2 separate regions of the Mus musculus genome follow, and region 1 is linked to region 2. The links are chromatin loops, found by intact Hi-C in ENCODE. Cell type or tissue: left cerebral cortex. All regions are shown on one strand. Links, peaks and the distances in the headings refer to the core of each region. The heading gives the core; the rest is flanking DNA. Region 1 holds the start of Csrnp2 (cysteine-serine-rich nuclear protein 2). Region 2 holds the start of Cela1 (chymotrypsin-like elastase family, member 1).

What was found. Peaks named below come from ENCODE experiments on the same cell type or tissue, not always from the same donor. Only the 100,000 strongest peaks of a DNase experiment are listed, where the experiment ranks them.
Region 1: a loop joins it to region 2, with 2.3 times the contacts of the local background. A loop is called at or near these places in 1 of 42 quality-filtered maps.

Annotation. Positions count from the first base shown.
Region 1 is chr15:100,486,326-100,501,355 of GRCm38, reverse strand. Csrnp2 (cysteine-serine-rich nuclear protein 2) reads left to right here and starts at 6,117. Exons shown (of 5, transcript NM_153407.2): 1 at 6,117-6,322; 2 at 11,690-11,921; 3 at 13,152-13,411. The coding sequence starts at 11,771. It also overlaps a transcript of Tfcp2 not described here. In left cerebral cortex, for the core only: a CTCF peak has its summit at 6,160; DNase peaks (open chromatin) are centred at 6,042 and 6,596; H3K4me3 peaks cover 2,623 bases; H3K27ac peaks cover 2,062 bases.
Region 2 is chr15:100,677,479-100,692,508 of GRCm38, reverse strand. It overlaps Cela1 (chymotrypsin-like elastase family, member 1), which reads left to right and starts at 4,589. Exons shown (of 8, transcript NM_033612.2): 1 at 4,589-4,655; 2 at 5,302-5,384; 3 at 7,275-7,375; 4 at 7,804-7,929; 5 at 9,486-9,622; 6 at 11,221-11,366. The coding sequence starts at 4,616. It overlaps Galnt6 (polypeptide N-acetylgalactosaminyltransferase 6), which reads left to right. Exons shown (of 12, transcript NM_001161767.1): 12 at 1-2,594. In left cerebral cortex, for the core only: CTCF peaks have their summits at 8,415 (motif pointing right) and 9,234; a DNase peak (open chromatin) is centred at 9,281.

The DNA of each region.
Region 1 (15,030 bases), core at 4,153-8,152, 190 kb after region 2:
ACCATGAGCAAGACAACTTATAAAAGAAAGTCTTTAATTTAGAGGCTCACGATTCCAGAGGATTAGCGTCCATGATTGTCATGTCAGAGAGCATGTAGCAGGAGGCAGGCAGACATGGGGTTGGAGCCATAGTTGAGAGTGGGAAGCAGAGAAAGAGGGGCAAGCTAGAGCACACTAACTGGAAATACTATGGGTTTTTGAAACCTCAGCCCACCCCTAGTGACACAGGTCCTGTAACAAGGTCCTAATCTTTCCCAAAGTGTTCACCAACTGGGGACCAAACATCAAACATACAAACCCATGAAGACCATTCTCATTCAAACTGCCACAGAGACCCTCTTTCAAAATTAAAAAAATAATAAGAAGAAAAATTTCTTCAACATATTTATGCACATACGTAAGTCTCAGTAATTATAATAGTACATGATTTTGTCGTAGTATTTAACATATTTTGAGCATCTTTCTATACTCATTCTACATTATTGTTTTGTAAAGTAGGTTCTGTGCTCCCAAGCATCTGTCATCTCAGCCCTTTTTCCTTCTAAATAAACTGTGTCTGTTTCTGCGTGTGGTATGTATGTGGTATGTGCGTGTGGTATGTGCACGCATATCCCTTTCCCCCTCAGAATGTTAAGTTAAACTCATTTGGAAAGATTTCCTTTCTATGCTTTTGCACAGAATACTCAAATATTCTAGAAGCAAGATGTGACGATGGCTGGACATGAAATGGGAAATCCTGTCACCTCTGGGCTCAATCCTGAGCACCACATGAATTCAGGCAGGCATGCCTGTAATCCTAGCACTTGGAGGTAGGAGGGTGAGAGAAGTTCAGTAGAAGGTAGAAATAGAAGGTAGAAGAATACAGCCACTTTTGGAGGCCATCCTTTGCCCCAGGGAGACCCTGCTTCAAAAAACAAAACAAAACAACAAAAGCCGATGGGATTTTATGCTTTTGTGACCAATGATTTATATTTATATTAAATAGTTTAACATTCCCATTCATAAGAGGCTATATGACAAGCAGAATAGGGAGAATTTAGAGCTTTCAGAAAAATGATAATTCTATCCTATTTGATTTAGTGTTCTCTCTCTCTCTCTCTCTCTTTTTCTTGAAATGAGATTCCTAGTACCAACTTCTATCTTAGTTTGGGTTTTACTGCCAAGAACAGACACCATGACCAAGGCAACTCTTATAAGGACAACATTTAGTTGGGGCTGGCTTACAGGTTCAGAGGTTCAGTCCATTATCATTGGGGGCGGGGCGGTGGGGGGGGAGACCATGGCAGTGTTCAGGCAGGCATGGTGCAGGAGGAGCTGAGAGTTCTACATCTTCATCTGAAGGCTGCTAAAGAACATTGGCTTGCAGGCAGCTAGGACAAGGGTCTTAAAGCCCACACCTACAGTGACACACTTACTCCAACAAGGCCACACCCCCTAATAGGGTCACTCCCTGGACCAAGAATATTCCAACCACTGAAAGAAAATAAAACTTGAGACCTGTGATTCATGTAATTTATGTCAAGTAGCCCAAAGAGTTGTTTGTGAGCTTTGAAACCTGGGGCTGAGAACATAGCAGAACAGGCCAGGACATGCCTGGGCAGGCCCGTCGTTAAGACATTCCTGAGGCTGCTCGACCATAAAGAGAATGACATGTCCGGACTGGCCCGGTGCCTCCCTATCTCCTGCCCTTCTGACCTAAGTTAAATGTTATCTGCATGTACAGTCTGCTGATGTTTAAATGGACCATTCATGTGAAACCACGCCAATTCCTCACCCAGCCCCAGACCCAGACCCTTTTCTATAAAAACCCCTAGTTTTCAAGCCTCGTGGTCGAATCCACTGTCTCCTGCATGAGATATGTTTCCACCCGGAGCTCTGCCATTAAACTACCTCATGTTTTTACATCAAGATGGTCTGTTCGTGATTCTTGGGTGCAGGCCGAATCGGGAGGTGAGTAGGGGCTTCCCCACTAGGTTCTTTCACCACCACAATATGTATACAAGCATAATAGTAAAATGCGATTATTGAGAAATAAAAGGGAGGGTCACTACAGGACTCTTAGGAATTATTAGTCACTGCCTTAGGTCTATTACTTTGGTGAACACCATGGCCTAGAGCAACTTTAGGAGGAAAGGGTTTATTTGGTTTACAATGCCACAGTATTGTTCATCGTTGAAGTAAATCAAGACAGGAACTCTAACAGGACCTGACACAGAGGCCATGGAGGGGTACTGCTTATTAGCTTGCTCCTCATGGCTTGCTCAGCCTGCTTTCTTAGAGCTCCTAGAACCACCAGCCTAGGGATGGTACCATCCACAAAGGGCAGGACCCATCAAACATTAATTAAGAAAAATGCCCTACAGGCTTGCCTCAGAGCCTGATCTTATGGAGGCATTTTCTCAATTGAGGTTCTCAGATGACTTAGTTTGTGTCAAGTTGACATAAAACTGTCCAGCACAGTCACTAAGTGCGTCGATTGTCAATAGTAAGATTGTCCAATTTTATGGCCCAGTAAGAATGTTTCACTGAGCACTGCATGGAGGGTTGGCTCAGTGTTGAAAGCATATACCCTACTCCAGCACCCCCATGCTGGGTCTCAGCTGTCTATCCAGTTCTGGGGGATCTGACGCCCTTGTCTAGCTGGAGAGACAACTCGGTTGAGAGAGAGAGCACTTGCTGTGTTGATAGAGAACTGGGGTTTGGTTCCAGCACACACACACACACACACACACACACACACACACAATCATCTGTAACTGAAGTTCTAGGGAGTGAATCTGATACCCTCTTCTGATCTCTGTGTGCATATATTGCAGGGGCTTTTTGGGATCCAGCTTGAGGTCTAATTATAAAGACATGGAAAAATTTGTCTAGTATGTGGCTTTTGGCCTTTTGCTGGGGCCGACTCCCAGCTACAAACTAATTTAACCCAACTTCCCTGCCAGTGTGTCCCTCCAAATGGCTCTCTTCACCTCCCTGGGTCTGTCGCTTCTTGTCTGGTAGATCCACCCCTGCCTTCCTGACTTTCCTTTCTGCTATTCCTTCTGCCCCCAGCTCAGCTGCCAACTCTTTTAATTCTTCAAAAAGCCACATTGCAGTCTGAACCATTCAGCAGCAGGACAGCCACCAGTCCATCTCTTTGGATTACTCAGCAGCAGGACAGCCACCAGTCCATCTCTTTGGATTACTCAGCAGCAGGACAGCCACCAGTCCATCTCTTTGGATTACTCAGCAGCAGGACAGCCACCAGTCCATCTCTTTGGATTACCTTTCGCCCATGGTGAGGGCTATGTGATCTCCTTCACGGCAACTTGCTTCTGAACACAATAAATCTCAGAGAATCATCTTTTGGGTAGATGATAAAGGACAAGAATTTACATATAGGAAGCTGGCAAAAGGCTGCTGAGAGGGCAATACCGCTATCCTGACAGCACTTAGCTCTCTGGCCTCACAGCAACTGACAATTAAAAATACCTGGGACACACCTACAAGTCATTTGACACGTGGGGGAAAGTCATCCCAACATGCAATGTCCCAGCAAACCATAACATAAAGTTCCTTAAAAACAGCTTTAAGCCGGGCAGTGGTGGCACATGCCTGTAATCCCAGCACTTGGGAGGTAGAGGCAGGCGTATTTCTGAGTTCGAGGCCAGCCTGGTCTACAAAGTGAGTTCCAGGACAGCCAGGGCTACACAGAGAAACCCTGTCTCGAAAAAAACAAAAAAACAAAAAACAAAAACAAAAAACAAAAACAAAAAAACCCAGCTTTAAGAAATGTGTTTTTTAAAAAGAGAATGTTTGCCCACATCAATGATTAAGAAGCCATTTAGCGGGACATGGTGGCACACAACTCTCCCCTTGCAATGCAAACATGTCACTCACTGCTAGGTGCTAACCAAGCTTTCTTTAAATGTACCTGACCTTTTGTTTGTTTGTTTATTTTGGGTCTCACTGTGTAGCTGTGGCTGGCTTCGAACTCACTGTGTAGACCAGATTGGTTTCCAATTGTCTGCCTCTGCAGGGATTAAAGGTATTGGCACCACTCCCAGCTAAGAGGTTTTGGGTTGTTTGCTTGGTGATGTTTTATTGAGACTGGGTTTTTCTGTGTAACCTTGGCTGTCCTGGAGCTCACTCTGTAGACCAGGCTGGCCTTGAACTCACCAAGATCCACCTGCCTCTGCCTCACAAGTGCTGCAATTAAAAGCATGACACCACACCAGGCTGGGTTGTTTGTTTTAAGATTTATTTTTCATTATTTTTGATTATGTGCATGTGTGTGTGTGTATGTGTGCACATGAGTGCCAGTGCCTGCCCAGACCAGAAGCAGGGATCCCCTGGAAGTGGAGTCACAGATGACTGTAAGCCACCATGTGGGTGCTCAGGAAGACAGGCTTCTTTAGAGTCAAGCATACATGGGTGCAAAGCGGGGTGACCTTCAGGCAGTGCAGCCTAAGGACCCCCGGGTTTCGTCGCGTCTCCTCTGAGCTTCAGCAGATAGATGATCGGTGCACGAAATCCTAAAGACACTTTTTCATGGTCTGCTGTTTCTCCCTTTGTGGTGTTGTCTCTGTTGTCACATAATGAAGAAAACTGGAATTCATAGCACTTTTTCAAAGCCGCTCAGTGTCTCAGCTCCAAAGGTGAGAGAACATTGTAGCCAGTCGCGCTGGCTTTATATTTTCCTGGTCATATGCAAAAATGTACTGGGATTTAGAACTTATGGCGCTTTTTTCATGAAAAGATTTGAATAGCACACACACACACACACACACACACACACACACCCTACATAAAGTTTAATCCTGTCGTGCATCCACCTAGCCAATAAATACTCACTGTGCTCCTAAATGTCAAATAACCAGATTTTAAAAACCTGGTATTGAGAATACAATAAATAAACAACTCTTCAATTCAAGTTCCATGGAATCCAGTCAAGACAGAAGACTAAAAAACAACAAATACAAGTGGTAGTGATGCCAAGGAAATAAAGAGACCAAAAGAAGCAGTTATTTCAAATCATGGCTCTCATTCCAGTACTTAAGAAGCTAAAGCAGGCTTTTAAAATGGGAGGCAGGCAGATCTTGGGGTTCAAGGCCAGCCTGGTCTACAGAGGGAGTTCCAGGACAGCCAACGCCACAGAGAAACCCTGTCTCAAATAAACAAATTCAAAACCATCTTGAGCTAAAAAGACCCTGTTCAAAACCAAACGGTGTGTGTGTGTGTGTGTGTGTGTGTGTGTGTGTATGTGTGTGTGTGTGTAATGTATTACCTCTCTAATATGAAGACCTGAATAGTTACTAACTGAACCAACGTATGGCTGGTTGGCATAAGATTGTAAAGGTAAGCCGGGCGTGGTGGCACACGCCTTTAATCCCAGCACTTGGGAGGCAGAGGCAGGCAGATTTCTGAGTTTGAGGCCAGCCTTGTCTACAAAGTGAGTTCCAGGACAGCCAGAGCTATAACTTTTTGGTCCATATTTTGCCCACTTTAAAGATGAACTGCAAAACTGTGATTATCAGAGACAATAATTAAAAAAAGAAAAGAAAAGAAAAATTTAAGAATGTGAAGAAATCAGCCCGTATAGTGGCGCACGCCGTTATCCAGCATTCAGGACGCAGAGGCAGGTGGATCTCTTCAGTTCGAGGCCAGCCTGGAATAGTGTGAGTTCCAGGGCAGCCAGAGCCATGTAGAGAGACCCCGTTTGGGGTGGGAAAAATGTTGAAATCGATCCATCATATAAATAGATAGGTCATTGCTCATAATTTCTCTTATAAATTAGGCCAGCTGCAGCAAGTCATATGGGACAACCCCGTGAGAATCACGTTCCCCAGGCATGGGGTGAGGTTCTGGTGCGAGGAAGTGTAGCCGAGGATCCGCAGCCTCCCGCTTCAAGGCGGGCAACTGCCCTACAGGCGCTCTCCGGGGTCCGCCGCGAATGTTCCAGGGTGGGCGAGGGCTTTTGGGCACTGGCCGCCTCCAACTCCCGGCATGCCTTGGGTGTGGGCCAAGTGTAGACTCCATTTCCCAGGCTGCCCCGGGCCTCGGCCGCGACGCGCCGGCGCCTATAAGAGGCAGAGCGCTGCAGCCGGAGCCTATTGTTAGCCGGAGCCGGGACGGTTCTGGTCTTCGCTGCCCGGGGAGCCAGAGTGCAGAGCCGCCCGACCCCCGCCGCCTGCCGGCCGGCCCACACACCCTGCAGCCCCGAGAGCCACGCGACGGGCCTGGGAGCCGGCACGCCTCGGTCTCCCCTCCTTGCACACGGGCTGAGTAGGCAGCGGGGGCGGCGGAGACCGTGACGGGAGAAGCGGCTGCGGCGGGGCCGGTAATGGGCCTGGGGTGCGGGGAGGAGGGGTCCGCCTCGTCCTTGCCTGGCAGCAGTTCTCGGGCAGCCGTGGAGCAGCGCTCCGGCGCCGAGCTGTGCGGACTAAGGAGGCGGGGGGCGGGGAGCCGAGGCGCCTCTGGGAAGAGGCGTGAGAGCTAGGGGCGCCGGGGACGCGGGTCGGGCTGCAGGCTAGCTCGAGGGATGGATGGGCGGCTTGGAAGCCGGCTGGATTGCGGCTGACGGCTGAGTTCGGAATGGAGTGGGCAGTGATGTAGGATGGAGGGAAGTGAAGGAAGGGGAGGGGGCCTGGAGGAAAATGTGGGAGGAGTGGTTGGGAATTTGTGAGTAGCAGGCAGGAGGATGTGGAAGGCTGTGGGGACTGCAGAAGATGGAAATGAGCGGGAAGGTTAGCGGGAATCCATGGGTTGAGAGCGGAAGGGTTCTTCAGCGGTGCTGAGGGGAACTGGTGACTTGGCATGTCCCTTCTGCTCTGATTCCCGATGTCTCCCATTTTTTCTGGCGTTGTGTGCAAAAATGAGAGCATCACTTGTCCCGGGTGCTAGCTTGATCCTTTTCGCAGGCCTAAACACGCAGCCGCCTGCCATCCATCCTTTGAGTGCTATGGTCTTGATTCACCCTTTTAGAAGGGTTGAGAGTGACAGTGTGACACAGAAACCATTCTTCAGTATGAAAGGTTAGAAGTTATCCCCAAGAGATGACACTGTTCCCCGTGTCCTCCAGTTTTCGTGGTTAGAACCCCAGCCGATTCACATTCTCCTTTTCTTTGGTGGCTTTAAATTTTACAGATATCCAAAACCAGGGTGTTGGTGTGTGGGAGAGTTATAAATGGCGATATCCTTCCGAGGAGAGTTAATGCGGCATCATGTTCCAGGTCTCTCACAAAGCTCTGTGTCTTCTAGGATGTGGCTTTAATGTAGGAAGCCGAATTCTAACCTAAACGGGGACAACCTGGGGAGTAGAGGAGGGAAGGGGCCTTCTTTAAATACCTAGCTTAAGGAGGAGGTTTACACCGAGTGTCTTCCCACTTCCACGATCTTGGGGATCGCAAGGACACGTAGAGCCATAAGATAGTATTTGCGAATCACCCACAGTATCTTAGAAAGGGGGAACAAGGTAGGGCATCGTACTCAAGTGTTACAGTGTTGCGGTATAACAGGAGCCTCGCTGCCCCAGAGTGTCTGGTAGTCTTCACAGTCCTATAAGAGGTTCCTTGACCTTTGGCAGAATATTGGGTTTGAGTTGGGTGGAAAGATTGTCCCCTGTGTTAGGGTTTTGGAGTCATTTAGGAAAAAGATTCACATTACCCAAGCTTTACAAGAATTCTCTGTGTCCAGAGTTTCCCCTGAACTGTGTTTGTTGTTGATGATTTTGGGGTCAGTGCTCCTCTGCATAGCACTGTCTGTCTTGGAATCCACTGTGTAGCCCTGGCTGGCCTGGAACTCACAGAGATTCACCTGACTCTGTCTCCTTAGTGCTGGGACTGGGCCTGCTTCGCCACACCCAATTTTTGCTATTCTTATATAAGTTGGGATTTGAGGTTTGAGCCCTTATCAGCCTGAAGAAAGCTTAGACTGAGTACTGAAATATGCATGCTGGTTTTATTTGGTGCTAGCCTAATGTCATCTATGTTCTGTAGCTGAGAACTATATATGACCCTTTGGGAATTGTCCAGCTGGAAACAGAAAACACTGTAAGGCATGTTGTCAGTCAGAATGTGTTATATGAAAAAGCTTTTGTATAAAGAGAGATTATTTGTTGTTGAGATGTTTATTTAGATAGCTAAGTATTCTGACTCTCGTTTCTAGCCTCACCCTGGTTATGTCTGTTTCAGTGCTTAGATATAAAACTTAATAAACTGGAGGGGTAGGAGGGGGTTGAGACAGGGTTTCTTGTAGCCTTGCTTAGCTGCAAACTTGAACTCCTGCTCCTCCTGCACACAAGTGCTGGGATTACATGTATAGACCATCATGTGAGGGTTACAGTATCTTTTTGAACTCAGGCATTGATCTTTTTACCAATGGTTAAGGGAGAAGTTGAGCCAATGGGAATGACTGGTTTCTACTTTGGGTTTAAGATGATGTTAATGTGAATAAAAAAAAAATATGGAACTTGTTCTCGTGGTTACTATAGTGATGAATTAGAGTTTTTCTAGGCGGTATGGAACTAGGTGGGACGTTCATGTTACGTACGTCTTTTAACAAGTCAGGCCCACACCAGAGAGGGCTGAGTTGAAAAGCAAACTTACACTGTTTGCCAGGAGATGATGATAGTAGGAATTGGGGCTGCACTTGGTGCACACACTTGAGAGGCTGAAGCACGAGGACCATGTGAGTTCCAGACCTTTCTCAGGAAACAAGCTGGGCCTTCATGCGGCTGAGCTAGCAGCTAAACTCGAAACAATTAAAACAGGTGATTTTACAGGAAGTCTTGCTAACATCTTGAGTGGGTGAAGAGAGCTAGGACAGTGGAGTCTCGGGTTTTCCCTAGGCTGTCCATGAGATGGTCCGTTGTCATTGTTCTGCGGTGCTGGGAATTGAAGCCAGAGAGGGTGTCGAAGGCATGACAGGCAGCCGCTGTGCTACACAGCCACTCTGTCCCCATCCTTTAATGGAATAGGGTCACATAGGTCAGTCAGTATACAGACCATTTACACATGTAGACCTGACTGTCCTTGGCAGCTTAAGAAAATTACCTCTCCTTACATCTCACAGTTTTCCTTCCTTTTCTTTCCTGCCTACCTCTGTCATTGCCCAACCCACAACCCCAGAGGTGGGAAGGCATGGAGGAAAGGGCTCAGAAGGAGCAGCGGCGGGCGTCAGCGCCACGCTCAAGGGCACAGAGTAACCTGGATCACAGGGTACTCTCGGGCAGCTAGGTTAAGATAGGGGAGAGTTGTAGTAATAAGGATGGGTTTGGCACAGATCCAAGTCCATGTGAGACTAAAGAGGAATAGTTCAAGGAAACCCACACGACCGGAAGCGGAGGATCTGAGAAAAGAGGCAGAGTGCATGCTTGCTTCCAGTCATAAGTCATGAAGGCTTCTTGGCTAAGGAGCAGCCATTTTTTAGAAGTATTAACTAGAATTCAGTTAAATTTGAAGGGGCACTTATGCTTTTTCCAAGAAAAATGGTTTTTTTTTTTTTTTTTTTTTTTTTTTTGCTCAGTGTTAGTTTTTCATGTAGAAGGCGTGGAGGAGGGGAATTCAGCAGACATTCTCCTTTCCGCTATAGTATCCACATGAATATTTAATGACAAAGGTGCCCCCCCCCATGCTCCTTCACTCAAAATAGAATGGAATGAGACATTTGTTAGCTGGAAGGAGATCATCTCTAAGCCCAGCTAAGACCTTAAACCATACAGAGCCCCTCCGCTCACTTACCTCTCTTTTGCTAACGTGACCTGCAGGCAGCTCCTAGGAACACAGCTCATAACTTGGACTCATTTGATTCTTTTAAAATCTTCTAGATTTTATAGACATAAAATCTTGTGGCATTTTTATCTGCATGTATGCCTGTGTACCATGGTGCCTGCAGAGGCCAGAAGAGGGTTTCAGATTCCCTGGAACTGGGGTTAGAGGGTTGGATGCTGGAACCGAACCCCAGTCCTTTGGAGGAACAGTTAGCACTCTTAACTGCTGACTGCCAGCCCTTAATTATATCTTATATATAAATATTGTTAGTCAGGCTCTATGTATTCCTAGCTGTCCAAGAACTCACTATGTAGCCTAGGCTGGCCTCAAACTCACAGAGATCCACCTGCCTCTGCCTCTCATGTGCTGGGATCAAATGCTTGTGCCACCATCCCCAGACTTGATTATAATTCTTAACAAGCTCTTGATTTTAATTTTTCTTCTTAGCCAAACTTGCTTGAAGGAAGTGCTTGTTTGAAAGTTAAAGCACTTGGGTTCATTTTGTGACATAAATTCAGATTTTTTTTATGTGATCTGAGAAGTTATTTTAGGAAATCCCCAAAGCACCTACCAGGTTTGGTTTAACTTTGTAGAGCTGATCTAAATTGCTACTAAAAGATGGAGACCAGAAAATCCAGATGTAGCAAATACCTCCTGTCACCACAGTGCATTCTGGGTAGCAGCTCTGCAGTAATGCAGCCATGTCTGCATGTTCTGGGCAGTGCTGTTAATCCTGCTGCATAATTAGCAGCTAGTGAGATCATGGTATGGAGAGTCCTGTGCCTCGTCGTGTGTGGGATGTCGCTCAGCCTTTCTCCTGGGTTCACGTCCTTGAGGGGCTTACATCCGACGATGGAGAACAAGGAAGGCTTGTGCCTGCCGTGTCTGTAGCCAGGGCAGTTCTCTTCGTGTTCTCTCTTGATGGTTTCTTTTCAGAGGCCAGAGTGTGTAAAGCTCTATTTTCCTCTGTGCACAGAAAATGATGAGACCATGAAAGATAGAGAATCTGGTTTCTGTTTTGTGTATGGTGCTGGGATCAAACCCAGGGCCTTGTATACCCCAGGCAAGCGCTCTACCACTGAGCTGTACCCACAGCCCCGCTTTCTGGGTTTTGGAGCCAGTACAGATTCTAATCTTGGCTCCTTTCTTTAGTACTAAATTTGCCCATTCTGGGAGGCTGATGAGACACTTCACACGTGTGAAGATCTGGGTCAAGGGTTTTCCTGACTGCCAATGTCCTTCAAAATTGAGAGCCTGGAGCAGGATTTCCCAAAGAGTGTTCAAGAGATTATCTGCCCCCTAACATACTTTGGAAACAGTGGGTTCCATAATGAGGTTGTGAAACACTGCGCTGTTTTCTTCTAGCCTTTACCATGATCATAAGTGTATTAAAAACCCCTAAGAGGTACTGCTTTAAGTAGTCTTCTAAACTATGTTAACACAGCAGTCCTATTTTCATTCAAAGGGCTATTAATATCCAAGAAACTAGTGTGTTTAAGTTATACTCTTGGGGACTTGCCAGACTATATTATCTCTGGGATTAACACTTGGGTCTGGCTTTGGTTTAGGCAAAGGCATGCCGTTTCTGATCTAGTCTCCCAGTGATACCTTGGAGTGCTCTCCTGTGTGATCGGAAGGGCAGTGAGCGGGTAGCCTGGGCCAGTGACTCCTGTGGCCAGCAGGATTGACAGTGAGGCCATCCCTCCACTGGGAAGGAGCTGCTGCAAACTGATTGTTAAGAGTAACTGTGGCCCGAGGGGCTGAAAGGAAGAAGTGAGAGAGCACTGGCAAGAGCCAACAAAGAAAGACCTAGTCAGAGAAGCCAGACTCAGTGCCGGGCCAGGTGTGCAGCTTGTCTGCAGTGAGCGTGCCGTGTTGACAGACCGGCCAGCTCTGTCTTGGGACCACACTGCTGACTGCTGTTCTCCCCTGGGCAGAGTCCTCATGTTCCTGGCTAGCTGGTGGTGAGCAGCTTGGGGCCATCGTGCTTGGCTCCCCGCGGACAACTTTGGAAGCCAATGGATGCGTTCTCCGGCTCAGGCCTCAAGAGGAAATTCGATGATGTGGACGTGGGCTCGTCAGTCTCCAACTCAGATGATGAGATGTCCAGCAGTGATAGTGCGGACAGCTGCGACAGCCTTAACCCTCCTACGACTGCCAGCTTCACACGTGAGTGAGCTGCCTCATGCCTACTCCCACACTCCTCAGAGAGACTGGAGCCAGCCCAGGGACTTTACCCTTTCCACGACACGGCCTTGTTTTTTGAAAACCTCACTGCTCTGGTATCAGAGGCTAAAGTGTGATTTATTCTACGTGTGTTGTGGTTTGGGTGCTCTGATGGTTGGGATTTGGAGGAGGACGAGGAGCTCAGAGCTCTACTTTTACCTCAGGGGACTTGCCCAGAGGTTCAAAAAACTGCAGCTGGAGCAGGAGAAAACGTTTGGTTTGGACACTTGAGCACCTCCAGAGGTCTTCAGTCCTAGTGTTTCCATCCCGTAGATCTCTGAGGGTTTGAACCCTGAACTGAAAGCCCTGAGCGGTGCCGCTGGTTCAACAGAGCACACCTGGCAGCTTTTCCGGTGGCATCTGTCCTGGGCACAGTGGCCTCTCCCGGCTCCTCACACTGTTCCCACAGGGAGCCTCTGAGAGTGAGGGTCAGTCAGGCTTGTTTGTTTTGTTGCAATGTCAGGCCATTGCCGTGGTTGTCTTCATGCACTAGCAGAATGCTTTAGTGGTTGGAACAGATTCCTCATGGCCTAAAAAGCCTAAAATACTTATCATCAGGCCAATTAGAGAAAATCCCCCACTGTAGAAGAATACTATCCAGTTGAATTTCCTCCGTGGTAGAAATGTTCCTGTCAGCATAGTCCACTGGTAGTTATTAGTCGCATGTGGCTATTGAAATCCATACTGAAGAACTGACTTTTTAAAATTTAGTTTTAATTAGTTTAAATTATCACACAACAATTTTCTTTTCTCCTGAAATAAACACCTAGCATTCCCCAGTTGCTGTCTAAAAATAGATCTTGTGGCCAGCTATTTAGATGAAGTCAGTCTGGAGGCAGTGGGATGAACCAGCTGTGGTTCAAAGCTCCTTCCACTTTTGCATATGACTTAAGACTTGGAAATAGCCTCTCTCAGGGGCAGTGGTGGTGCACGCCTTTAATCCCAGCACTCAGGAAGCAGAGGCAGGCAGATTTCTGAGTTCAAGGCCAGCCTGGTCTACAGAGTGAGTTCCAGGATAGCCAGGGCTACACAGAGAAACCCTGTCTTGAAAAAACAACAACAAAAACCAACCAACCAAACAAACAAACAAAAAGAGCCTCCCTCGATACTAAGGGCAGGTGAGGGTCCTGGGCTCGCTGTCTCTGGTTTAACATCTGTGTGCTCTGTTCATAGCAACATCCATCCTGAAGAGGCAGAAGCAGCTACGGAGGAAGAATGTCCGCTTTGACCAGGTGACTGTGTACTACTTCGCCCGGCGACAGGGCTTCACCAGCGTGCCCAGCCAGGGTGGGAGCTCCTTGGGAATGGCCCAACGCCATAACTCTGTACGCAGCTACACCCTCTGTGAGTTTGCGCAAGAGCAGGAGGTGAACCATAGAGAGATTCTCCGTGAGCACCTGAAGGAGGAGAAACTTCACGCCAAGAAAATGAAGGTGCCTGCCTGTGGGCCTTGGGCTCTGGTGGGGTCTGGTGAAATGAAGGTGCCTGCCTGTGGGGCGTGGGCTCTGGTGGGGTCTGGTGAAATGAAGGTGCCTGCCTGTGGGGCGTGGGCTCTGGGGAAATGAAGGTGCCTGCCTGTGGGGTGTGGGCTCTGGTGGGGTTTGGTGAAATGAAGGTGCCTGCCTGTGGGCTCTGCTCTGCTGCCTCTTGAGTGTCGAGGCCAAGTGGGAACCCTGAGTCCAATGGTCCAGAGAGGCTGGTCTGCTGCAGTACTGATCTGGGCAAGCAGAGAGTGCAAGCCTTGTTTCTAATGAGAAGTCTTGGATGTTCAAATATGGTCTCCTCTTGTCCTCTCTGGTGGCAGTGTCCACCAGAGATAAAAACAAAAAACAAAAAAAAAAACCACCTTCTCTTCACAGCCCCTTACTTCTTGTTACAAGAATGCTTTTTAAAAGCATGATGTGAATACTCAAAACTTGTCAGTCACCCAGAAAATACAAATCTCAGTGTGTCCATGGTTGTTCTGAATAGAGCAGGTTCCATGGGTCTTGCATGGCCCTCTGCAATTTGCACATAGTCACCCCAGAGGGCTGACACAGTGTCCTTGGTGCAGAGAGTAGCATTATTTCATGGTCAGATTCATAGACAGGGATACCAGTAGGTTCCGGAGAGATGACTCAGCACTTAAGAGCAGTGGTGGCTGGGTTTGGTGCACAGGGCTCACATGCTGGTTCCCATGGCTGAACTGAACGTGCTGTGTAGACCAGGTTGCTTCAGGTCACTGATAGCTTCCTACCTCTCTCCTAAGTACTAGTATTAAAGCATACACTACCAGATCTGGCCCAATAAATCAGTCTTTTAAAAAAAAAATACCCCACCTACTACATACACGTCACTGATAGCACCAAAAGACTCATCTGAGACACCCACACCCTGCCTTAGCACTATTGACCCTCTATCAATCGTTTCTGTGAGTTCTCAAATTTCCCAGAGCTGAGGGTACAGTGGTTAGAGCACTCACCTGGTGTTCATGAAGCCTCGGGTTAGAGAATATGAATGAGTTTCTCGACCCATCCATGAGGTAGCTGCAATATTTCTAGTGTGTAGACAATTGAGGCCTAGCAAGGTTGGACAAGGGTGGCAGGAGGCCAGGCCTCGCTAGTCTCATTCTTGGTGAGCTCTCGGCCTGCTCCGAAGGCCTCACACCTGTCACTCTAACAACAGTGACGTTCGGCCTCCCCTTTCTGCCTAGGAATTCTTTCACTGACCCTGTCTGTCACCTTTCTGTTGCTATAGCAACAGTTAGACAAACATTCTTTTCAGTTGCAGTGAAGGGTCTCTGCCCCTTTCCTGGAAGGCAGCTCCTCCACAGGAGGTGGAGGAGGGATGTGTCCTGTGTCCTGAGCAGGACGCACTGAGCACACCATGATGGCAGAGGGTGGCGGGAACCTGCCTTTCTCCCCAGGAAGGCTCCTGTCCTTAGCACTTAGAGGGGCACGGTCTTGAAATTACGTATGTACTGCATGTCTTGGGTGCCATTCCATAGTTCTTTCCCTTTGCAGCCCTTCCAGTCAACTGTTAGAGCACTGTAACCTTCACTACCTATAATCTT
Region 2 (15,030 bases), core at 7,134-11,133:
GCTATAGACAAGGAGAGTAATAGGCTGAAGCAGGAGCTAGGCATGAAGGCACAGGTCTGCAGCCTCGGTGCTCAGAGACTAAAGCAGCAAGGTCTTAAGCTCCAAGGACAGCCTGGGCTTCAAAATTTGACCTTTCCTCAAAGGCAATTAAAAAACAGCATGGAGAATATGCAGGGGACTGCCTTGCAGCCCCTGAACTAAGGCAGCCCCCCTCCCCTTTTACACTTACTCCTCAGCAGAAACTAGATAGGTGTTTTGTCCAAGGTCACCTGGCAAGATGTTTAGCAGTTCCAAGCTTAGACCCAAGATAAGGCTAATCAGAGTCGTGGCAAGTCTGAGGGGTCAGGGACAGCGTGCAGTTGCCTGGAGGGCTGATCTCATCTGCTTGCCTGAGTGCCCTGTGCAGAGCTGACCCGAGGATGCCAGCCTTTCTACAATCAACTTGGACCCCACTGTCACTCTGCCTGGAAGAAAATAGAAATGTCCAGGAAGGCTTTAGGGGACTTCAGCATGGGACCATGGCTGCCTCCTGCTCCATGCAAGGGCACATTGCAGGAAGCCTCCCTTGTCCCCTGGGTGACAATCAGAGGTAGCCCAGCCAAGGGAAAGAGTCTGACCGAGTTGTGATCCAAGGTGGGAGAGGGAAGAGAGGCTGATTGGGAACCTGGTGGAAATAAAGGTTTTATGGTATTGGTCAAAGATGTTGGATTTGAGTTCCTCTCTCCCTGCTTTAGCCATAACTGAAACAGATGGGACTAGCAAGGACCCTGTGGCTACTGTCACACCTGCAAACACTCTCCAGCCAGTGTGTATTGGGTGTGTAGTGTGTGCAAGTGTGAGATGGGACCCTTACCCCGTGAAGTCTAAAGACGAGTCCCAGAATGCTTGAGGAAAGGAGTTAAAACAAGTCAGGAGAGGCCTGACAACGGTGGCTGAAGGGAGAAGCTGATGGTGGTGGGTCCTAAGGCAGAGGCAGGCAGGCAGGCAGACATTAGTTTGAGGCCAGGCTGGTCTACATAGCAAGTTCCATGCTAGCCAGGGCTACAGAGTGAGACCTTGTCTCAAAAAGAGAAAGAAGGTGGGAAGGAAAGCTGGAGAGATGACTTTGTGACCAGGAGCTCTTTCTGCTTTTCCAGAGGACCTGGATTCAATCCCCAGCAGCCATATGTAACGACATGTAACCATCAGTTCTGAAAGGTTGTGTCATCTTCTGGCTTCTAAGCACATCAGGCACATGAGTGGTACATAGACATACATGCAGCAAAAACACTCATACCTGTAAAGTGTAAATAAGTATTCTTAATTTTAAAACAAAAATGAAAAGCTGGGCAGTGTTCAGTTGGTAACATGAGCCTGACATGCTCAAGGCCCGGGGTTTGATCCATTAAGCCAGGTACACTAGGTATGGTGACCCAGGTTAGCCCAGGCTAGTAATTCCAGCAGTTAGGAGATAGAAGCAAGAAGATGTGAGGTTCACGTGAGCTAGACTGGGAGCTGGAGACCAACATGGGCTATGATGCTAAGTTCAGATCACATTGGCATAAAGATAACAATATAGATCCTATTCATTTCTTCAGATCTTAAGTTGAAACACTTTTTATAGGCCCCTAAATATATTCTGGGCCCTAAGCACTGTTCCTACTGACTAGATCTGCCCCATAGGAGAGCAGGTTGACCTGTAGGTGAGAAAGACTGTGTGAACTATGTTAACAATGAGTTAATTATAGGGAGTCAAAATCTTGACCCTAATGTTGGTTCCATCAAACATCTAAATGTTTATCAGCCATAAACTATTTCCCCTCTATCCCAGAATTTTTATATTACCTCCTCAGCCCAATTCTGTTATACCCAGCTAAGGTATCCACTCTAGTGCTGACAGGCTTTCTCATGTATCCCAGAATTTGTATATTACCTCTTCAGCCCAATTCTATTATACCCAGCTAAGGTGTCCACTCTGGTGGCTTCCTCACACCCACCCCGGAACAGAGCTGTTCCTTTTTCTTCCTCCCTTCTTCCCAGGCAGGATCATGCTGTGTAGCCCAAACTGGCCTTCCTTGCCCCATGCTGGGGGGGGGGGGGGGGTCACAGGCTTGCACTATTTCTCATTTTCATGAGCTATACTATTGCTTCAGGAATCTTTCTGGAATAAGTGCTTTGACACCAGTGGAAGTGGAAGAGAGGAGCTGCCACCGGTGTTCTGAAACCAGGACAGCTCTTGAAAGGCCTCTGTCCTGGTGCAGTTTGTGTGCTCATTTTTAGATTCTAAAACCACAAGGTGGATCAGGCAAGCAAGTGAGGTTTTACCAAAGCCTCCCTGGCAGCCAACAGGTTGTTAGAGCAAAGACACCATTCCATTCCAGGTACCAAGTGAAGCATACTTGACAAATAGGCAGTCTAAGCAGTGTTTTAAATAAACCACTAAATAAAGCAACAAATCAGTATCTTTTTTTTTTTCTACCAAATTGCTCTTTTTCTACCTTAAACTACTTCACCATTTGATCTAATATATTCAAACTTCCTCTGTACAAGCTTGGATTTTTCCAAAGTTCATGGGAAATTTTATGAGCAGAAATAAAATTTTGTCATAAACTGTACCCAAACCTCGTGCCTTCCTTTGTTTGTCCAATTGAAAAGGGTGTGTTCCAAGGATTGGAATGGCTTACTTGAAGAAAAAAACCAAAAGCAATGTGTTGGCATGGAAGCCCACCAAGGCTTCAGTAGTCTGTATCTAAACCTACAAATGGTAATGTGGACATCTAAAGCAGCCGTGGTGTAGTGGTGGGCACCTACAACCTCAGCGACTGAGTTCCAGACCAGACCCTACCTCAAGGAAAAGAGAGAGGTTGACTAAGGGGTTGAAGGGACTCCTTGAGCTTGTTCACTGAACTCCCCCTGGTATGCCTAACTCCACCTTCTAAGCACTGGAATTTCAGCTGTGCACCACCACCCCCGACAGGAGGTTGGTTTTCAAGTGCATACAGACTGGGTTTCTCTGCACCAGGCCAAGAGCAGAGACAGATATGGAGTTGGTCCTGCCCTTAAAGGCTGAGGGGGACACTGGAGTCTGTGATGCCTGGCTATACATGTCAAGAAGCTCTCACGCTGCTCCTTGAACACTGTATCCTGGACCAGCAACTGCCTGCCAGTCTCCAGAGAGGCAAGAAGGGAGGAGGGGGGGAGAAGGAAGAGGAGGAGGAGGAGAAGGAAGACAAGAAGGAGGATGAGGAGGACGAGGAGGACGAGGAGGATGAGGATGAGGAGGCCTGGTTTCCCCAGCCAGCTCATCCCTCTCCCTGAGATCACCTCTGTTTCTGGATGCTTGAAGGTGAGCTGCAGATGGAGCCACTCAAGTTACCTGGGCATTGACTCTCCTGAAGGCTCAGGGGACAGATTTCCTATAAGCCTTTTCCCCAGCCTCTCCCAACCCTGCAGCCCCAAAACCTGGACTCCGGTTCAAAGGTAACTAGGGTCCCGGGGAAGCCTGGCAGCTTCTGAGCTACTGTTCCCACAGTCCTCTGCTCTGAGGCCGGCCATCTTGTGCCCCGCTCATGGCCCTCTATACTCTCTGGGGCATACCACCCTCTGACCTCCTTCTTCTGCTGGTCCTTCCCCTGCTGTGCTCTCAGCCCTCCTGCTCACATGCTCTTGCCCTGAGAGTAGCTTCCCTCTGGAACCTTTCCAGACCTGTTTCCTCTTCATAGCATCATCTTCGCTCTGTTCCTGGGTTTCAGCCTACATCTCTGTGCTGTGGACAAACCCATCTCCCTCTTTGGACATAGAGAAGGTGCCATGCCTCACCTGCTCCCCAAACCCCAATCCCTACGTGCACAGGACAGGTCTCTGTATGTATAGTGCCACAGTGGACAGTGGGACAGTGGTGGGTGATGGGAGAGATTCGGACAACACGGGGCACATATGACCAAAAAAAGCAATCCTCATTCTTCATCTTGAATTAAAAAAAAAAAAAAAAGATTTATTTATTTTATGTAAGTACACTGTAGCTGACTTCAGATGCACCAGAAGAGGGCATCAGATCCCATTACAGATGGTTGTGAGCCACCATGTGGTTGCTGGGAATTGAACTCAGGACCTCTGGAAGAGCAAGCAGTCAGTGCTCTTAACCTCTGAGCCATCTCTCCAGTCCCATTTTGAATTTTTTATTATTGTGTTTACCTATCTATGTGTTTGTGGTGTGTCCATGTGTGCATGAGGGCATGCGTGTGGCAAGCAGGGGACAACTCGCAGGAATCCATCCACTCTTCCACCATGTGAGTTGCGAGGATTGAACGTAGGTGGTCAGCTTGGTGGCAAACGGCTTCACCCTCTCAGCCATCTCGAAAGCCCGCTAAGGATTTGCAGGCTGCGTCTCAACTGAGGTCAACTCAGTTGACTTGGGTTAAGTGGATGCCGTCCTTGTTCTGTCTTTGAATATCAGATAAATGAGTTGACTTAAAATTTTGTTCATTTGTACTTTCATGTCACCTGCGCTTTTCCCTGCCTTCTACCCATGGCCCTGCCCAGCTGGCAGGAGGAAGGTCAGCAAAGCTGCTGATAAGAGGCGTATAAAGAGGGCTCGGTTCATGGCAAGGGGACAGTGGTCTACTCTCTCCACAACATGTTGCGCTTCCTGGTGTTTGCTTCCCTGGTCCTGTGTGGTAAGTGGATCATTTGGCCCAAGTTCTGAGGGAGGTGGACTTGAGCAGGGAGGATCATAAAGTCTCTACGCCCTGGCTGGCTTTCTATCTCAGAGGAAGGCAGAAAGCTGTGTCTGTCAGCCTAGCAAAAGCCTTACTCTCCTTGAGCAAAGGACAGGCGCTGAGGCGCACTGCCTGGCCTTGCAGGAGGTTGAGTCAAGAGGCAGAGAAGGAGCCCCTTGGGAGTTCCCCACCAGCCCTCTTGGCTGCAAGATGCCCAGACACTGCTTGATTGGATGCACACTGCTCCTGGAGAATCCTCCTGAAGCCCGGGAGGGGTTTCCTTCAGCTGAGCGGTGGCCTTGAGTGGGGGTGAGCCTAGGCACCAGTGGACCCTAGCTTAGTGGTTTGGGCAGGACTTTCATGGCAAGGGAAAATGACACCCCAGACACTTCAGACACCCCAGAGGAAAAGAAAGCACTCTGAGGCACTGTTTTCAAAAGAAGCAAAAGGGGCACAGATGACTCAGAACTGGCCCCTCAGTGTTTTGGGGGAGAGCAGTAAATCTGCAGACAAAGCTAACAGTCTTCACAGTGTAGCTGCCTCGCCCCACCCCCCACCCGGCCAGACCCACGCTTAGTCATCACTCGCTCTCTGCCCCACAAAGGACACAGTACCGAGGACGTTCCGGAAACTGACGCCCGCGTGGTTGGAGGGGCTGAAGCCCGGAGGAACTCTTGGCCGTCTCAGGTGGGTGTTGCTCTAGCCCAGGCTTTTACCCAAACAAAAGATGCTGTGCATCACACACCCCCAAAAATGTATTTTAGGTGTATATGTGTTTTTACCAGCAGGCAGCTCACTTGCTGTCTAATTCTAGATTTTAACCATGTGTGGAACAAGACTGAGGTGGGAGTCTAAATACAAAATGATTGGGGGCGGGGGATGAATTTATATACCAGTCTTGTGGTCATAGACTCTCAAACGTGTGTGTGTGTGTGTGTGTGTGTGTGAGAGAGAGAGAGAGAGAGAGAGAGAGAGAGAGAGAGAGAGAGAGAGACAGAGAGAGAGAGATAGAGAGAGAGAGAGACACACACAGAGAGAGACACAGAGACACAGAGACACAGACAAAGTGCCAGACTGCCACAGCACAGAAGGTTGCTAACCTTCCACCATGTTTGTGGCGTGGCCTTTCATGTTTCTGCCGCTCCGCTGTATGCTGCATACCATGCTGGTGCCAACCCCTCACCCGCCTCACTGAACTCCCCAAGCTTCTGGGTCACTCTCCGGTCTGCACCTCCCGCCTCACCAGAGAGTGCTGGGAACCCCAGATGCTTTCCACAGCATCCAGGCTTTTGTTTGTTGTTTGCTGACAGGGTCTTGCCAGGCAGCCCTGGCTGGCCTGGAACTGGCTAGGCAGACCAGGCTGCTGCTGCTGAACACACAGGCGCTGCTGCCTCTGCCTCCCAAGTGCTGAGAGGAACACACCAGGTTCTTACATGGGTCTCAAGAATTCAAACTCAGGACGTTGGGTTTGCATCGCCAACGATTTCACCTGTGACTCAAACTCTGTTCCTTCATTCGATGGTCCGAGGACTTAAATCCAGAACCTTGGTCACGTCTGGAAAACGCTTTTTCTCTGCGTTACATCCTCACCCCACAAACTGCTTTTGTTATTCCTGTGACGGCTATGTGCCAGGTGGATCCCAGAGGCTCCACATACCCTAAACCATACCTGCATCCACCTGTCCATAGCATGTGTCCCAGATGGCACAATCACACATGGGCACCATGTTCCTTTGGCTATGTTGGCGCATTCTTATCACGGCAGTTGGGCTTGGCTCTGTGCAGATAAAGCAGGAACATCGGCTGCTCGACAGCCACACTTCCAGACGCATCTGTGCAAGTTCAGTTAAACTCAACTTACATCAGTTTGAGCCCCAATATTCAGTAGTTCTATTGTATAATATGAGAAAACACAAACTGATTTAAAAAAAAAAAAAAAAAGAATTTTCCACTGTCAGTTCCAAGTACTCCCTGAGGTGAGAGGCCAGGGTATTTCTTGTGTGTGTTTCAAGACAGGGTTTTCCTGTGTAGCCATGGCTATTCTGGAACTCACTCTGTAGACCAGGCTGGCCTCGAATTTTGAGAGATTCAAACCAGCACTGCCTCCTGAGTGCTGGGATTAAAGGTGTGTGCAGCCACTGCCCAGCAAGGGTATTTCTTGAAGACACTGAGGAGAGGACCCTGGAGCCCTTACAAACTTTGTAAGGCTTCAGTGATGGCACGATGCCTTGGTTACCTTTGGAGAGGAGCTGATAAAAGCACATGAGTTCTAAGCCCAGGGCAACAACAACCTGTTGGAAAGATGCTGAAGGCACTGTGTGCGCCCTCACTTTCCCACAAGTGTAGCAAATGTCATCAAGGCCTTCTCTAGCAACGCACTCAGCAGAGCCACTGCGGGCAGAGGGGCGGAGCAATCGGCAGAGGGGCGGAGCAATTGGCAGAGGGGCAGAGCAATCGGCCGGGACGGGGCGATTGGTTTGCTATCCCTGGCCCAGAAAGTTAGAGAATGTTTTAAGTGGCATCAGAAAGTTTAGACGGTGACACCAACCCACCCTCGCTTTCTTCCTTCTCGACTAGATTTCCCTCCAGTACCAGTATGGAGGATCATGGCACCACACCTGTGGAGGCACCCTCATCCGAAGCAACTGGGTGATGACCGCTGCTCACTGTGTGGACAGGTGAGGAAAACAGCCGGGTTCCTGAGCCCACGGGAGGAAGCGACTAAGCCTTCTGGAAGAATACATAGCTTGAGCTTCCCAGGGCAGTGGGCCACGGCTGAGCCTGTTTGTGTCTGGTTGACATTTGCGGGGACAGTATAGAGAAAGCGCAAGTTGTGCGGGCGCATGTGCACGCACATGTGCAACCTGTAAGTTACCTCTGGTTAGCTTAATAAACTGAAAATGTCCAGCTGACTGTCTATTTACTGCCGCCTCGGCTGCTAACTTCAGGGAATGAGAGCGCTTGTCCTGCCTCACCTTCAACCCCGTTTTGTTCTCTGTCTAGGCTTGAGAATCTCAGTTCCCACCCCAGGGTTAAACTGCTAGTCCGTTCTCACACTTTCCTCTCAGTGGGAAAGGAGGTCCCTCAAGCTTCCCTCTCTCTCCAGCCCCATGACTTATCGAGTGGTTGTCGGAGAGCACAACCTGAGCCAGAATGACGGCACCGAGCAGTATGTGAACGTGCAGAAGATTGTGTCACACCCCTACTGGAACAAGAACAACGTGGTTGCAGGGTAAGTGGGGGTGGGGGGTGGGGGTGTGTGGGGGGTGGTGTGTGTGTGTGTAAGCTGGCTGAGGGCTGGGGTGGGGCTGCCTGGCCACCGGATCTGTCTCCTTCACTTGCTCTCCACCGGACAGAGGGATTGGCTGAAACTTCATCTATGGCTTTTGTACTCTGGATTGTTGAGTAGTGGGTTGCACCCGGGAGAGAGCCCCGTGTCCTGCAAAAGAACACGTGCTGGATTCTCACCCAGGACCAGGAGCACACGGACTGGGGAGGTCTTGAGAGCACAGGAAGATTTCCCAGTTGGTCTCATGTGGGTGTGTCTGCTCAACTGGACCCCATGAGGGCTTCTCTCTGTTTAATGTCTCTGTTTTTCTGGGGATGGAAATTTGGTTTAGTTTTGTTTTTTATTTATTTTTTAAAAAGATTATTTATTTATTTGTTTATTTTGTGTCCGCGAGTACACTGTTGCAGTCTTCAGACACACCAGAAGAGGGCATCAGATCTCATTACAGATGGTTGTGAGCCACCATGTGGTTGCTGGGAATTGAACTCAGGACCTCAGGAAGAGCAGTCAGTGCTCTTACCCGCTGAACCAACTCTCCAGCCCTAGTTTTGGTTTTTTGAGACAGGCTCTTATGTAACTCAAGCTGGACAAGAACTCACAGTATAGTGGAGGCCACTAGCCTGCCACCCAAGTTTTGGGATTCTAGGAATACACCATCATCTGACGTCACTCGGAACATTCTGGAACTTTCTGGGCTAGTGAGAGCAAACAGTCATTAATCACTTTATGAATTATACTTCATCTGGACAAAGAAATTTTGTTTGTTTTTGATTGGGCTTTGGTGTTGGAGAAGAAGCCCAGGCCCTTCAACATAGCAGGAGGATCAGGAGTTCAAAGTCATTATCAACTACATGGTTAGAATAAAAAGATAGCCTGGGCTCAAAAATACCTAACCCCTTGTCTGAATAAATAAAATAAAATAATAAGGCAAGAGCTGGGGACATAATTCAGTGGAAGAGTCCCCTGTGACAAGCACTAGGAAAAAATGGTGCCCAGTGGACAAACTAGTGGTTCAAGTTTGTAATCCCAGTCTAACACTGGCCTACATGTGTGAGACCCTGAGTTTAATGCTCCCACCACAGAAGAATAAAAAGGTGTTCTATTCTTTAGAGTGCATAGGGATGGATTCAAGTAATTGGTATAATTCTGACAGATGTCTCAGAATCTTATCTGTTTGAGAACTCTAGCAGAGCTCTGCTTTTTTTTTTTTTTTTTTTAAATGGGTTTGGCTCTGTTCACCAAAGCAGAGCCAGCCTGCAATTCCAACATTCTACCAGAAGATGCTGCTGTTGCACATCTAATGTCCAGCAGCTCAACTGCTTCCACGTTTGCCTCCTGTGTGTGTGTGTGTGTGTGTGTGTGTGTGTGTGTGTGAATAAATCATCATATTGCCTAGAGCTGGAGTTACAGGCACCTGATATGGGTGCTTGGAACTGAACTTGGGTCCTCTGAATGGCAGACCTTACCAGGTGAGTGAGCCGCCATCTTTCCTCCTGCAGCTATGACATCGCCCTGCTGCGCTTGGCCAAGAGTGTTACACTCAATAACTATGTCCAGCTGGGTGTTCTGCCCCGGGAGGGAACCATCCTGGCTAACAACTCTCCCTGCTACATCACAGGCTGGGGAAGAACCAGAAGTAAGTCATCCACACTCCCCCCACCCCCACCCCCAACACCCCCCACCCCCACCCCCCACCACTGAAGTTTGGTGAAATGGCTAGGTGTCTAGGGCATCTTCTTCTGTGGTCCTAGGCAGTATAGCCTGAGACCTATGACCTAGGGAACCAAAGATCAAGTCTCCGATACATTAAAGGAGGAGGACATGAGATAGTTGAGTCAGAGGTCCCTGACCTTGCTTTGGTGGTCGCTGCACCTCTGCAGACTGAATCAGAGTAAACACACTGGGTGGCCATAGATGCAGGTACAAGACACAGGAGAGGTCTCTGCTGTCCTCACATCACCATGGGATGGTTCCAGGGGATGAGCTGGTAGGGCTGGGGACAGAGCAGGACAGGAAGGTGGGAATGTAAGTGTCACTGAGAAGACACGAGGCAGGGATGTCACCAGACATTGCTTTGAGGACTCCAAGAAGCCAGATCAAGTTTCCATTATCCCTCACAAGCTCTTCTTAAAAATAGTTTGTTTTGCCGGGCGGTGGTGGCGCACGCCTTTGATCCCAGCACTTGGGAGGCAGAGGCAGGAGGATTTCTGAGTTCAAGGCCAGCCTGGTCTACAAAGTGAGTTCCAGGACAGCCAGGGCTATACAGAGAAACCCTGTCTCGAAAGAAACAAACAAAGGAAAACAACAACAACAACAACAAAAAACAAACAAAAAAAGTTCGTTTTTATCGTTTTTAACTATGTGTACGTGTGTGCATCTTTGTGTGTGTGAAGTGCGGGGTCTGCAGGGTTAAGAACATGGCTGCTAGGAACTGAGCTCAGGTCCTCTGCAGGAGCAGTAAGCGCTCTTAATTGCTGAGCCATCTCTCCAGCCCCTGAACTAAATAAACGCTTATGAAGCAGAAAAAGCCTATGAAGCAGAAAAAGCCGGCAGTGGTGCTGACCTCTGACCCCAGCACTCGGGATCAAAGCAGGGGGATCTTAAGGCCAGTTGGTCCTATGTAGTGAGTTCCAGGACAGCTATGGCTACGTAGTGAGACCCTGTCTCAAGAAGAAGAGGAGAAGGAAGAGGAGGAGGAGGAGGAGGAGCACAAGGAGGAGGAGGAGGAGGTAAGAGGAGGAAGAAAAAGAAGAGGGGGAAGAGAGGAGGAAGAGGAAGGGACGGAAATAAGATACTGCTGCCTGAGGTGCTGAAATAGGGAGTCTGGGAGTTTAAGGCCAGCCTGGCATTATAATGAGGCCCCCATCCCTCAAAAAAAAAAGGAAAGGAAGAGAGGCAGGAGGGAGGGAGGGAGGGAGGGAGGGAGGGAGGGAGGGAGGGAGGGAGGAAGGACCGGATGGCTACAATGCCTCTTCTGGTCTGCAGTTTTGTGGGGCTTCTACTGTAAGCAGCACAGCAGGCAGAATTGTTGTGGAGACCATGCTATGGGTGAAAACAAGCAATTGCAGGCCTGGGGTTGAGGGCCTGGGAACAGTGAAGCTGTGGCTACCACCCACAGAGGAGAGAGGGGGACCCATGACCTGCAACAAGCTGGCAGAAGCTGGACCCACATTCAGGTCAGGAGATCTTGGGAAGTTTTCCCTGCACTGACTTCCAATGTGATGTCCCATTCAGCCAATGGGGAGCTGGCCCAGACCCTGCAGCAGGCATACCTGCCCAGCGTGTCCTATAGCATCTGCTCCAGCTCCTCTTACTGGGGCTCCTCTGTGAAGAATACCATGGTGTGCGCTGGTGGAGATGGAGTCCGCTCTGGATGCCAGGTAAGTGTATGCAGGGGTGAGCCCCAGGGGCCTCCACTGGTCACCCCGCCTTTTACACTCTGTCTGTTCCTCACCTGCTCTTGTGCCGGTGGACAGACTCAGCTTCCTACTCTATCACAGAACCTCCAAGTGGGAGGGGACATGAGAGTTCCTCGCTCAATATCAGTATTTCAAAAGCTGCAGTGTGTCCTAGCCTGCCTGTACCTCCTTGTGTATTTTTTAGTAGTTGCTTGTGACCTATATTCTTTTAATGGTAGCAAGGGGCCCGGCCTTTGGGGACCGAGGCAGTTAACTGTATGGCAGGTGGTCTCAGCCCCATCAGTCCCTTTTGTTACACTGTACCACTGTTGCACTTTACCCTGGTGATCTTGGGGGGGGGGGGGTTGTGCAGGTGGGAACAGCAGAGGAGCCAGTACTGAGCAATCTTATAATCTTTCTTATGCAGTACACAGGCTTCTCTATTTAGACATGACCAAGCCACAGTAAACACATTACAGGTTGCTCCGAGCAGTTCAGCCTGTGCATGTGGTGTGTCTCTCTCACACAGGAAACTGTGGGGGAGGGGTGCTGGGATACAGAGATGGCAAATGAAGGAGCCAGGAGCATCGAGGCAGGCAGGCGTTGTAACATCCTGGCTAAAAGTTTTGATAAAGGCAGACTGGCATGGAAGCCACCACCTCCCTCTGCTGCAGCCAGGAAAGTTACCCTTCTGGGAGACAGGGAAACCTGCAGGGAGTCCCAAAGGTTAAGTAGAAATAAATGGAGTGAAAAGGAGGTAAAGTCATTCAAAAGAAGGGAACCGCACAGAGGAAGCACTTGAGGCTGAGAAGGCCCAGGGACTGCTCTTTCCCTTCAGCTAGGACGGAGCTGGGATCAGAAGCTCACGAGCCATATCCAGCCTACTGCCTGGTTCTGCATGGACCATGAGCTACTGACGAAGGTTATAACCTTTGGAAATGGTTGTTGTTGTTATTGTTGTTTTAAGAATCAGAAGGATAGCATTTCAGCTGGGAGGCACATGACATAGCATAAAGCTCTGGGGTTCCATCATTGGCGTTCCATGGATGGAGTTCCCTGAGACATAGAGGTGCATACCTCTAACCCCTGGGGAGGCAGAGGACAGAGGCAGGCTCAGAACAGCAAGGTTATCTTGGGCTACAAAGCCAGTTGCAAGGCCAGCCTGGGATACCCGCGGTATCATCTTGAAAACAGAAAGGGAAAAAAAAAAAAAAATCAAACGGACAGAGCTTGGGAGAGAAAGCCAGGTGAGGAACCCTCAAGAACAAATCGGATTCTGACCCCAAGGAAAATTGCAGAGTAATGAAAGAGGAGTGGGTTGTTGGGGAAGTTCCACAAGAAATAAACGCTTGAATTCTTCAGGGCTGGGTGGAAGAGAGAAAACATACCCAGACCCAAGAAAGGGCGGTAACAGGCAATAAGGACTTGCAAAACCTGAGGAAGACCCGCAGGTCATCCCATAGCCGGGGGTTTTGATGAACGAGCTCTGTGGCTACTAAGTGGCTAATCTGGTTACTGTCGTGGCAAGGATGTCTGTAGAAGGTGGGGACAGTCACACAAGGGCAGGTAAGGGTAAGAAGGCATTTGTCAGGTACCCTTGGATGAGGGGAGAGGTACATAAAAATCTGGTGACATTAGAAACAGAAGTCACAGACAGGTGGGTCTTTAATGGGGAAGAAAATCCAGGGTAACAATAGGCAGAGAAGATTTATTGGAGGGCGAAGAGGGCAGATAATGGATGGACCATGATCCTAGTAAAGAAGGGAGAGCTGGAAGCCAGAGGCCAGCCAGCTGGACACGGCTTTAACTGGGGGTGGGGGACGATGGGGGTGTTCCCTGACCGCGGGCAGGTTTGCAAACTGGGCAGCCGCAAGTTGGCAGGTGTTCTATTTTATTGCTTCTGGTTACTCATGAACTAGGAAATCAACTTGACTGCAAAAAAAAAGGAAAGTGCAAAGGTTGTGCAAGCGCGGATAGCTACGGTGAACAGGAAGGGTCACCCTTCGAGAGGGCGAGCTTGGCATACGCTTCACTCACATTTCCTAGGATAACTAACATGAACCGGAAAGGGTTACCCTTCAAGACAGAGAGCTCGGAATCGGCTCCACTCACTCTTCCCAGGGTAACTCATGTGAACCAGAAATGGTTATCTTTTGAGCCCTCGAGTTTGGCATATGCTTCGCTCACGCACTCTTCCTAGGATAACTAAGGAGATGTGAACCGGAAAGGGTTCTCCTTTTGAGACTGCGAGCTTGGCCTTGGGGTACACTTCCGCTCACTGTTCCTCCGTAGTCCTAGTTAAAGGGGATGGGTCAACTCCAGGCTGGGTTGTCTGCTTCACTGGCCACAGCTCAGGAATGCGGCTTGATTGCAAGATCCCAGCGTTGTGGAAGAGGAAGAGAAGTTAGCCCCAGGCCTGCGCGGGTCACAGCAGGACAGAAGGAGCAAAGGGATTTTTGTGAAACCAAAGAACTACAGGAAGTAAAGGAGCTGCTGCTTTTGCAATTTTCCTTGTTAAAATTTATAGACGCTAGGATGCTGGGCGTGGTCACTTTAATCCCAGCATTTTGGAGGCAGAGGCAGGTGGACGTTAGGGTTCGAGGCCAACCTGGTCTACTTAGTGAATTTCAGGCCAGCCAAGGGGTACAAGGTAAGACCCTGTCTCGAAATGAAAACAATTAATAATAGTAATAATAATACCTTAAGAGACAACAGGTAGACAGACAGGCAGTCTAATGCATAGTACAACCTTCTCTGGGTCTTCAGCAGCCAGCCACCCCTGTAGACCTCAAGTCTAGCCTTCCTGACCATATTCACACATCTCTGCTTTAGAAAGGCCTTCTATTCTGGCAAAAGAGAGAGAGATTTTATTTCTCCAAACTGATAAGTCTTTGAAACAAACGTGTTTCCGAATCCTTTCATACTGGAGATTCCCCCCAGATAGTGGGCCTGAGGTCTTTGGAGTCCTAAGTGAGCCCAGTTCTCCTCAGGTAGGATTCAATGGGTCTCAGTCTATACATCTACACTGGGTTCTTCCCCACCTTCCCCTTCTGACCCAACTCTTCAGCCACACACACACACACACACACACACACACACACACACACTGTCTCTCCCAGCTTCCCTCTCATGTCAATTAGCATATTGCAATACTATTATACAGACTCAGTTCTCTTCCGTTCCATTAACTCTGAAATACTCTCAAAACATTAGTGGTGGGGCATGGGGGGTGGAGCGATGGCTTGCACGGCAGCTCGACCTTCCCTAATTTCAGTTCCAAGGGATCTGGCACCCTCTTCTGACCTTTGTGGACACCAGACATGCACACGGTACACAGATATACAAATAGGCAAAACATTCACGCACACAGTGTAAATCTTGGTTTCCCTTCTCCCTTAGTTTGTTAGGATACGGGTAGGAGTGGTTTCGGTCTCTTTGCTTGAAGACAGTCATCTGAAGAGTTACCCTTTCCTAAGTAGTTGGGTTACAATGAGTTCTTTAAGGAATTAAGAATTCGCTGCAGTTGAACTCTTTGGCCGCTTTCACCGGTTCTTCTTTTTTGTATGTGTTTATATGTGTGTGCAAGTGTAGGCATCGGGTCTCGCCATACAGCCCTGGCTATCCTGGAACTCACTCTGTATAGCGG